2 separate regions of the Homo sapiens genome follow, and region 1 is linked to region 2. The links are chromatin contacts, found by Hi-C or POLR2A ChIA-PET in ENCODE. All regions are on one chromosome and are shown on one strand. Each heading gives the region's core, a stretch centred on a gene start or an enhancer-like site at or near the end of the contact. The rest is flanking DNA. Distances are from core to core; before and after follow the strand shown. Region 1 overlaps TGFBR2 (transforming growth factor beta receptor 2). Region 2 has its middle 43 kb from the start of LINC01985.

What was found. A loop is a pair of places that touch in the nucleus more often than their neighbours do. ChIA-PET counts read pairs that join two places held with the same protein, here RNA polymerase II (POLR2A). Pooled maps may share reads with other maps.
Region 1: a pooled map shows a loop between it and region 2 (4-fold over the local background). The contact joins two enhancer-like sites. A Hi-C loop is called at or near these places in 8 of 37 single-sample maps with no recorded cell type and 7 of 50 pooled maps. POLR2A ChIA-PET finds 5 or more read pairs at or near these places in 3 of 52 experiments (HepG2, activated CD8-positive, alpha-beta T cell and activated naive CD4-positive, alpha-beta T cell).

What each region holds. Positions count from the first base shown.
Region 1 is chr3:30,636,864-30,641,594 of GRCh38, forward strand. All of the region lies in intron 1 of TGFBR2 (transforming growth factor beta receptor 2), which reads left to right. Among named protein-coding and RNA genes, the nearest start is that of TGFBR2, 33 kb to the left of the region's middle. Within about 2 kb of position 3,233, at least 6 of the 41 ENCODE cell types and tissues checked have a DNase peak (open chromatin) inside an H3K27ac peak, as active enhancers do.
Region 2 is chr3:30,473,497-30,478,226 of GRCh38, forward strand. No RefSeq gene overlaps it. Among named protein-coding and RNA genes, the nearest start is that of LINC01985, 43 kb to the right of the region's middle. Within about 2 kb of position 3,380, at least 3 of the 41 ENCODE cell types and tissues checked have a DNase peak (open chromatin) inside an H3K27ac peak, as active enhancers do.

The DNA.
Region 1 (4,731 bases), core at 1,983-4,482, 160 kb after region 2:
ACCATCCTGGCTAACACGGTGAAACCCCGTCTCTACTAAAAATACAAAAAATTAGCCAAGCGTGGTGTTGGGCACCTGTAGTCCCAGCTGCTCGGGAGGCTGAGGCAGGAGAATGGCGTGAACCTGGGAGGCAGAGCTTATAGTGAGCCGAGATCGCGCCACTGCACTCCAGCCTGGGTGACAGAGCAAGACTCTGTCTGAAAAAAAAAAAAAAAAGCAATAAAAGCAATAACAACAAAACAGAAATGGTGGTGTGTCAACCAGGGTTCCAGTTGCAAGCAGATGGCACCCTCAAATTAGGGAGATTTAAGGAGAGTTTAGTAAAACAAGTACTTACAAAGGTATGGATAGAGTCAAGGGAAACCACCACAAAATGGGAGAAACCATAGTGCAGATACTTAGGACTAGTAATTGCTATGTTGACTTGCTAGGCCCAAAGTGGCAAGGAGAGGGAAGAAGTAAATCTTGGAAATGACCTCCTGAAGAGAACCTGTGACCTCCAAGTGAGGGACTTGGCCAGCTGGAAAAGATTCCACAGAGGGAGCCAGAACACAGATACCTTAAATGTGCTCCTCATTGCTTCCCTTAGATACCGCTGGGTCACCCCATTGGCCAAACTTACTGGAAGCTTGAGGGCAAGAGAGCCGGTTGATGTAGTCCATAAAGATGAGCCTCCTGGGGCAGACAGTCTGGTGACCAAGGGTGGAGAACTGATCTCTAAGGGCAATAGAAGACACCCAGCCCAAGTAACTCTATACATTGGTCTCTACCTTGCTTATTTTCTTGAATGCTATAGCCTGGGCTTCAACACTTATAAAGATAGCCACATGGAGCTGCCCTCTGCTTTTTAGTCGTTGCGTTGTGTTCCTTGTTTGGATTTGTCTAATTTATTTTACTAGTCTTCTCTTGATGAGTGGTTAAAAAAAAAACCTGTTTGTCCTTACAAACAACACTGCAGCGAATTTATCAATGAATATCATAAATTTTTAGAAGCGAAAGTGCGAGGCAAAAGGCTATTTGCGTTTGCAGTGTTGATTGATATCAATAACATGTACTCCTGAGATGTTATACCTGTTTACAACACAGCATTATGAGAATGTTTGTTTCCCCATACTTTACCCAGCTCACTGTGTTATCTGACTTATTGATCTTTTTCAAAATGAGTTAGGTGAAATATGGTATGCATTTTTAATCTGCATTTCACTTGTTAGCAATGAGGTTGACATGCTTCGCTTTTAGAGCTTATTCTCTGGTGATATGATCAGGAAGTAATATTTAAAGTAGCGTTTTTTTAACACAATATAGAGAACTCATATGATTTGTTATTTGTTTCCAATAAGCATTGATAATGATTTTAAATGGCATTAATTCTTCTGGCACTTGTAGAATACTTACTATTTAAAAGCAAGAATTATAAGGCATTGTCATTTCACAGAGATTTTAGAGTATTCACTTTGTCATCTCTGAAAGGTTTTAAAGTATTATTACTACAAAAATATTTGCATAAGAAGGAGAATTGATGCCTTCAGGTCACTTGTCTCTGTTTTCTTCCTGCACACGCCATAGTCTCCCTGTTAGCTAAATGATGGTATCTCTAGTATTGACCTTGGTACCCCAGAGACCATGTGGACTGTCAGTTGAAGGAAAGCCCGATACCTCTCTTCTCTCAAGGTATAATTAGATAAAGCATTAGGGTTCAAACACATTTTTAAAAACTAAAAAGAAGGTATTGTATTAGAAGTTCCAATTAGAGTGTGCAATAGATGTTCAGCAAAAAGAACTATTCCTAAAATGTTCCTATCTTTGGTTTAATCACAAGGTGTTTGTTTGGTTGGTTGGTTGGTTGTAGTAATTGGCCAAGGTATCTGATTGGCTTGGGGATGTCTTTCCTGAAGAATTATACAGGGAATCCTCTCAGATTGCTTGACTTTCTTCTTTGTTCTGGGTGGGAGGAAGTGTGTGACTAGCCAATAGCCTTGTCCCACCTTGTCTCAAGGGTCGGAGCTGCTGTTGCTAGCATCACAGGCCACAGCGGCTTTCTGCCAGATGGCTGCCTCAGTATCTGACTCGGAAATGCTGCAGGCAATTAAAAACCTCCTTTCAGAGAACATGTCTTTCAATTCTGGGCCCATATGGTGATCAGGGCCTCTGGGTTTGCAATCATTTAAGAGGTCAGGCTCAAGAGAAAAGCATATGGAAAGAACTGGAAGATGAGAAATGCCTGTAAAAAGGTGAAGAATAGGTATTTAATTTCACTAACTCCAAAATGACTGGAGAAAGGGAAACAATTATTAAAAACTGGGTTCTCCACAGCCTTCCCACTCAACATATAGTGGGCTGGCATCACCCAGGGCAGCAGCTCCCTTCCTATCTGTAAGGTCAGTTTCGTGTGTACTTGGCTAGGTTCTGGTGCCCACTAATCTCATTGTTGCTGTGAAGGTATGTTGTAGATGTGATTAACAGCTAAAATCATTTGACTTTAAGTAAAAGAAATCATTCTCTATAATGTGAGTGGGCCTCATCCAATCAACTGAACAGCCTTAAGAGCAAAAGCTGAGGTTTCTGAGAGAAAAAATACTGCCTCAAAACTGCAGCATTGATTTCTGCCTGAGTTCCCAGGCTGCCAGTCTGCCCTATAAATTTCAGACTTGCCAGCCCCCACAATACCACTATGCTACACCTGCAGGTTAAAAATATTCCCAAAGTACTTGTGTATTAATATTTGAGAAGCAGTACTCTAAAACAGTAAATTCTATCCACCAGTTTCCATGGATTATTCTTTGAGATGTTATTTAATTGTGTCAATTTCAGTGGTCTTACTATGAATATATAACACTAATCAAGACATCCACAGGTATTTGTAGAACAAATAAATTTCTGAGTTTCCCCCCACAAAAAACACTCCAGAAAACAACAGTCGGTAGATACATGAATTCAATGATACACGAATGCATGAATTCAGTGATACATGAATGCATTTCTGACAAGTGTTTATGGTTATTGTTAAACCTTGAGATTTTACCTAATGGTTCAGCTAATAATAGACACTATTTCAAAGATTTGGACTAAGGTCATATTCAGAATTTCTAATATTTATCTGAAATAAGTCTAAATCTTATTAGGCTGCTCATCTGACCCTCAAAGACAATAGTACAGTTCCAGAAATAGACACAGCTAAGCAGTCAATTCATATTCTCAAGACCTGGAACCTCTGTCTGTAGGCAGTGAGTGTGGGGAAAATGTGAGATAAAATGGGGAAGGTGGTATGACCTAGAGTGAAGGTTTTGATATTACTCATGGGCTTATTTGAAGAGAAGTGAAATATTATGGGCCATGTGATACTATCATATGCTGAGAGATGCTACCCATGTTCACTTCCTTTAGTGGATGGCTTTCTAGGTGACAGATATTCTTATTGGAACTTCTTTCTGGAGAACTTTATGAATAACGAATTTGCCTATTAGGGGTAGAAAATTCTCTAAAGATGGTTAGCTGCTCACAGAGAGTCTATAGGAATCGAAGTACAGTCATCTCTTGGTACCCATGGGGGATTGGTTCCAAGACTCCTCGAGGAGACCAAAATCTACAGATGTTTAACTCCCTTATATAAAATTGTGTAATATTTACATATAACCTACACACATCCTCCCATATCCTTTAAATCATCTCTAGATTACTTATACATAATACAATGTAAATTCTATGTAAATAGTTGTTATACTGTGTTGCTTAGGGAATAATGACAAGAAAAAAGTCTGTACATAATTCAGTACAGCCACAATCATCAATTTTTTTAAAAAAATATTTTGCATCCACGGTTGATGGAAACCGCAGATGTGGAACCCACAGATACAGAAGGCTGACTATATACTGCCTTAATATAAGAATATCTTAACTAGAGAGACTTAGACTAATATAACAATCTGGATTAAAAGTAATGTTGAAGTTGGGTTAGGGTTTGCTATAGGGTTAATTAGGTGGGTTTTGTATCGTTGTTTAGAGGAATATCTTTATTCCTAGCTATGCACATGTATGCACTTACTTTCCTTCCCATTCCTTTGGCTTTTTAAACATTATGTATTAAACGTAAGGAGATGTTGTTTGATATCTGAGGTCGTGGCTGGTAACATCTTTTCCTGTGGTTTGGAGTGCACAGATGCAATGTCCCATACAGCAAATGACTGTTACCCTTCCCTCCCACTGGCCCTCATCCCACTCTGACCAGCAGTATACCACTTAGCATGTTATTAGTGACTCTTGAGGATTCCGGGGTTGGCTTGGGATGCCTTAACTGGATCTTACGGGCCTCAGAGAATCTGCAAACCTTCTCAGATGATCTACAAATTTTGTATTTGTTTCTTTTCCCCAACTCCAAAGTGTGTTCATAAGGCTTTTATCAAACTTAGGTGACTCCAGCAAAGGTTTAGAGTAGCTTTGCCCTCTGAACTTAACTACCTATTCCACCAGTACATATGGTATGCATAAAAGGACCTGAGGACCTATATCATATAGAGGAAAAGAATACTGGTTTAAAACAAAGGTTGGAATGTATATGACCTCAAGGGCTACCTGGAATTGTTAAGGTGGGGAGTCTCCTAGGGTCAACTAATAGGGAGTCGATGGCTGGTGCTGAACATGTCCTGCATACAGGCTTTTGAAAAAAAATTCTGGTTAAGCTCTTGCAGTGGTAGCTTCTGCTGTAACAAGGAGAAAAATGTGGCATCCCTGGCT
Region 2 (4,730 bases), core at 2,130-4,629:
ATGGCCAAGCAACAGGGATTATAGAGGGCTCTGCTCTTGGCCAACTGTGTGATCTTGCACAAGTGCTTGACCTCCCTTAGCCTGTTTCCTCATTATCAAGAAAACAGATGGGACAGGCTCAAACATTCCTAGAGTCTGTTATGCCATACAGTCAACTGCATCAAAAACCCCAGGGAGGTGGCTTCGATTCCTATTCTTTTTCTAAAACATAGTCCTTCTAGGTGAACTGGAGACTATGTGCTGAGATTCTTCCCAGGTTTGCCTCCCCAGCTGCATGTGGCACACACGAGGCATGGTTAGATGATCTATTTTCTATGTATGTTTGTAGCCAGTTGTTCAGCTCCACTGTGATAAAATCATGAATCATTGTTACTGGATCTCAGTGAAGCAAATATGATGAGGCAGGAAAAATTTCTCAGAACACATACCCCAGAGAGACTACAAATGAACCATTGCGTTATTGTCTTTTTTCAAATCATGAGATCATTCTGATTCTTTCACACTTTTTCATGACACACACTCTTTCATTCCCCAACTTATACACACCCCAAGTTCGGTCCTTGTCTTCCTACCCAAACTCTTAACTCAGGACAAACTTTGACTCAAATGCAGACCCTAATGTGTGATACCTAGCCCATCTAGCCAGTAAGGTGAGGGCCAGAGCTGGCTACAAAAAGACAATCTTAATGAATCCTCTGCTGAATAGGAAATGTGCTCTGTTTGTGAAGCTAATTAACTGAATTCATTTAATTGAAAGATGGTGCGAGAATTCTGTTTTCTTTCAGAAAAGGCTGAAGGAATTGAAGAGAAAAATCCTCACCCAATAGCATGCCCCTGACTATATGTCACTGGGAAGTCACAGCAAATGCTCTGAAGGTACTGAATATATGTTTCCAATTGCTTTTTAGCTTTGTAATTACAAGGATCTAAAAAACCTTGATTTGACTTTTTAATAACTTATGGTGAAACCCCATTGCCAGCACAAGCAAAGCAATTTCCACTATGCCTGTGGGACAGAATAGATCATGAAAGAGTAGTAGGATGGGAAAGTGGTTTATTTCCTCTCTTCTCCAGTATTCTATTTTGTCACTCATTTTCATTTCCTATTTTTAAATGCTAGCTAGTGAGCATCCAATTCTGTGTGCAGGGATTGTTTTCTGATTTCAAAGCCCTACAAGGCCAAACTCAAACAGGAACGGGGACTTATTTCAGCTAAGCTCTGGAGAGCATGGAAATGCAAGAGATTTTTGTTTTCCTCATTGCATGTGTATTATTTATCATTCTCTGCTATTTCAGTGAATTTTAAGGACAAGGTAATGTGTTGATTCTGTCTTTCACCATTACTCAAATACCATTCAGGGGTGTTAATTTTGTTTCTTTTTTAATTATCTTTGTGTAGGGTTTGTTTTTGCTGCTGTTGTTTCTTGTTTGCTTGCTTATTTGTTTGTTTGTTTTTCTAATTTAATCCTCCCGAAGTTTTTTTTTTAAATGATAGCTCAAGTTTGTTTGTATTCACCTAAAAATAATCTAGAGCCCTTCAATAACTTCTTGGTCTACTACTGACAGTTTACTTCAAGAGGCAGCATATACAATGAACTTTCAGTCCTGACACCCAAAACACTCATAGCTAATAATGAAACCCATGAGGTCTGCAGGGAGAGAAAAGCTATTGGGTTTGTTCCCAGTTTTTCTCACTCAGAGTTGTCCCACTTTCCTATGTTGGGGCTCTCTGGAATACAATTCAGAAGTTTGGAAGACATGTCTTTCAATCCCTAAATGGAGCATTGAACTCAACCCAGCCCAGCTTAAGCCACAAAGAGCTTCAACCTTCAGCAGCTGTGGGTTTCCCCTGCTCTTATACCAAGGTGCTGTGAGCAATCAGCCAGCTATTCTACCTCCAGACCTGGGTGGAACTGAGAACAAAAGAAGTGCTTAACAGGGCTGTGCCGCCAACATGCCAAACGCCCAAACTTCCCCCAATACATGGCCATTACACGCTTCTATTCTCAGGAGAAGATAATATAAACCAAATACTACATGAACATCACCCGAAAAGATGCAAAGTCCAGATCAAGGGTAGGAATGCTCATGAGAGCAACAATCATAGAGGATAACAGAGGTCATACCTGATGTCATCTGAGAGGAGAGATGTTACTCCTATTCTTACTACGGTCCATTCAAGGGCATTTTGATGGGTATATACCTGATATAATGCAGAAGCATGAAAGGAGCCCCACATGCAGCAAAATTGAAAAGAAAGAGAGGAAAAAGAAAAGGAGAAAAAGAAACAGGAAAATTGGAAGGGGTGGACAATCCCACTTACCCAGGTAATAATTTAGGACCTTTATAATTCCACTGGAAATGTATTCCTTCTGATTTTCAGTCTCCTTGGAGAGGTGAGCCTAAGGCCTCTTGCGGAAGGTGTTAATGACTGACTCTTGTGAAAGTTTTTAATGATTGGAAGCAATGTTAGGAGTTTCCTGGGCTTTTGTGGAGAGCAGGGCCAGGACTGGCGTGAGGCAAGCCAGGTGCTTAGGGAGTAAAATTGAGTAAAAAGTTAAAATTTAAGCAATTGTTCTCAGGTGCTTCCAAGAAGAGAGAATGAAAACAACTGAAACAGGAATATCCAAAATAGTGGTTTTTAGAAAATAAGCTGTAACACCAAGAAGGAAAAGAAAGATGAGAAAAATGAAGTGATTTGCCTAACACATGTAGCAAACTGAAAGAAAAGATCTTGTAAAACACAGATCTCCTGACTTCCAGTCTGGAAAGATTTACTTTACTTGTTTTTGTGTTCTTTTGGATACATAAGTATTTTGTTTTATGCTAGTTATTATAGTAATGTTTTATTATTTCTGTATCTTTTCTGTTATTTTGACATAATTGAAGTAGCTATGGCGTTGGGTAGGATGGATTGGATTCCAGTTTTACCTTATAAATTTATGTGACTTAAAAAAAATTATTTACCACACCTGAGTCACCATTCCTTATCTGCAAATGAGGATGCTGCTAGAATTAAGTGAGATAACAACTTATATGAGTTTATTCAGGCACTCATTCAGCAAAGTGCATTAGTCCCTATGCCAGATCCTGTGCCCAACACTGTGGATAAGGTAGTGTACAAAACAGGGCCATAAATTTCTGTCTAGTGAAGAAAACAAATAAGATTTTTTGACTACGAGTGCTAGAATTAGTTGGTATAAGAAATTATTTCTCCTTTCTGCAAAGGTTTTAATTTTTTCCCAGTGGATTAACTCAGCTCACCAGACAGACATTAGACTTTATTAAATGGATAATACACATTTCATAAATTCCCTTACACAAAAGACTACAGTGAGTCATGCTTTCAAAAGTGCTTGAAGATAGATTTATGCCACATGACAGTCATAATGGTTCATTTGGAGCAGTTACACAGTCTGTTGGGTAAATAATGCAAGTTGTAGAAATCACATCAAAGCTGTGTTTACACAATAGACCATGACTACTCCAGAGGAGCCCAAACAATCTCATACAAGAGCGTTTTATAAATGATGTAAATATTGTACAAGTTTAAGTTAATCAAATGAAGCAGCCCCAAAGGAGGACAGGTTTGTCAGGGAGACCTGAAGGAGATAAAATAAATGAAATACCTGCCTTTGGTAAAAGTTTATATTAAATAAGTCTCCCGATTTGCAAATAACTGGACACAATTAAATTCCCTTAACAGCTACACCAAAAATTGGGAGTTGGGGGAGCAGGCCAACAGAGTCAGATATCTTTCAAAAAATATAAGGGTGCTTTGCAGAAACCAGAAGTCATAATGTAGCTAGATTTTAAAGAGGAACTGAGATTAGGAGAGGGAATTCTGCAAAAACCCAAAAAACTTTCTTTTTCTTTCTTTCCCTGAAAACTTCATTCTACTTTCTCTGTAAATTGGCTTTCTCTGCTTCCTTGTCCCTGTGGCCTCTTAGCTTCTAAGAGTCCCTGTTACTGTCCCAGACACATATAGGGATGGATACCCTGCCTTTCGGTGTTACTTCCATCTGCCTAGAAAGAAGATTATCATTGGCCCACTTTGTGTCAGATACCCCCACACCACAACTCCTTCCCCACATAAGTTATGGGAAAGGATGGGGACGTACAGAGCGATTATAGCTGACTGGAGCACATAGCTATATGCAAGGAAGTAGTTCTCAGGAAGGAAAACGGCTTGAGGACTGAAGAGACAGCCAAAATAAGTAGCTACCAGAAACTGTAACTTTGATAAGACTCAGAGGCAGAGGAACACACTTGGGAATAGACCTCAGTAGATACAGAGCTGCTATGGAGACATCCCATTCCTTTCCACATCCAAGAGATAGTTTAATAAATCTGCTGGGATGCTTTTTGTTTTATGATGACTCAATTTACCTTATAATTGTTTTATTCTAATTAATCATTCATGTCTTGGCAGAATGCAGTACAAACTAACAAATAATAAACCCAAAAAACAAAAATTCTAAACATGAGAAGAGCAGGTTGTATTATTTTTTTTTTTTTTGGTGTTTTTCTTTGTGCTGTGTACATACAAAAGCAGCTTAGTTAGTTTTTACAGATTTCCATGCTTTAACTTTGGAGGCTAGAGCAGAAAACTGTGAATATACCAGCCATTTTATCAATATAATAGGATTAATATGGGCTTATCATTACAAACTTAAGCTCATCATTTATAAAACTTATTAGCATAACCCCAAATAGCTTAGTACATGTGA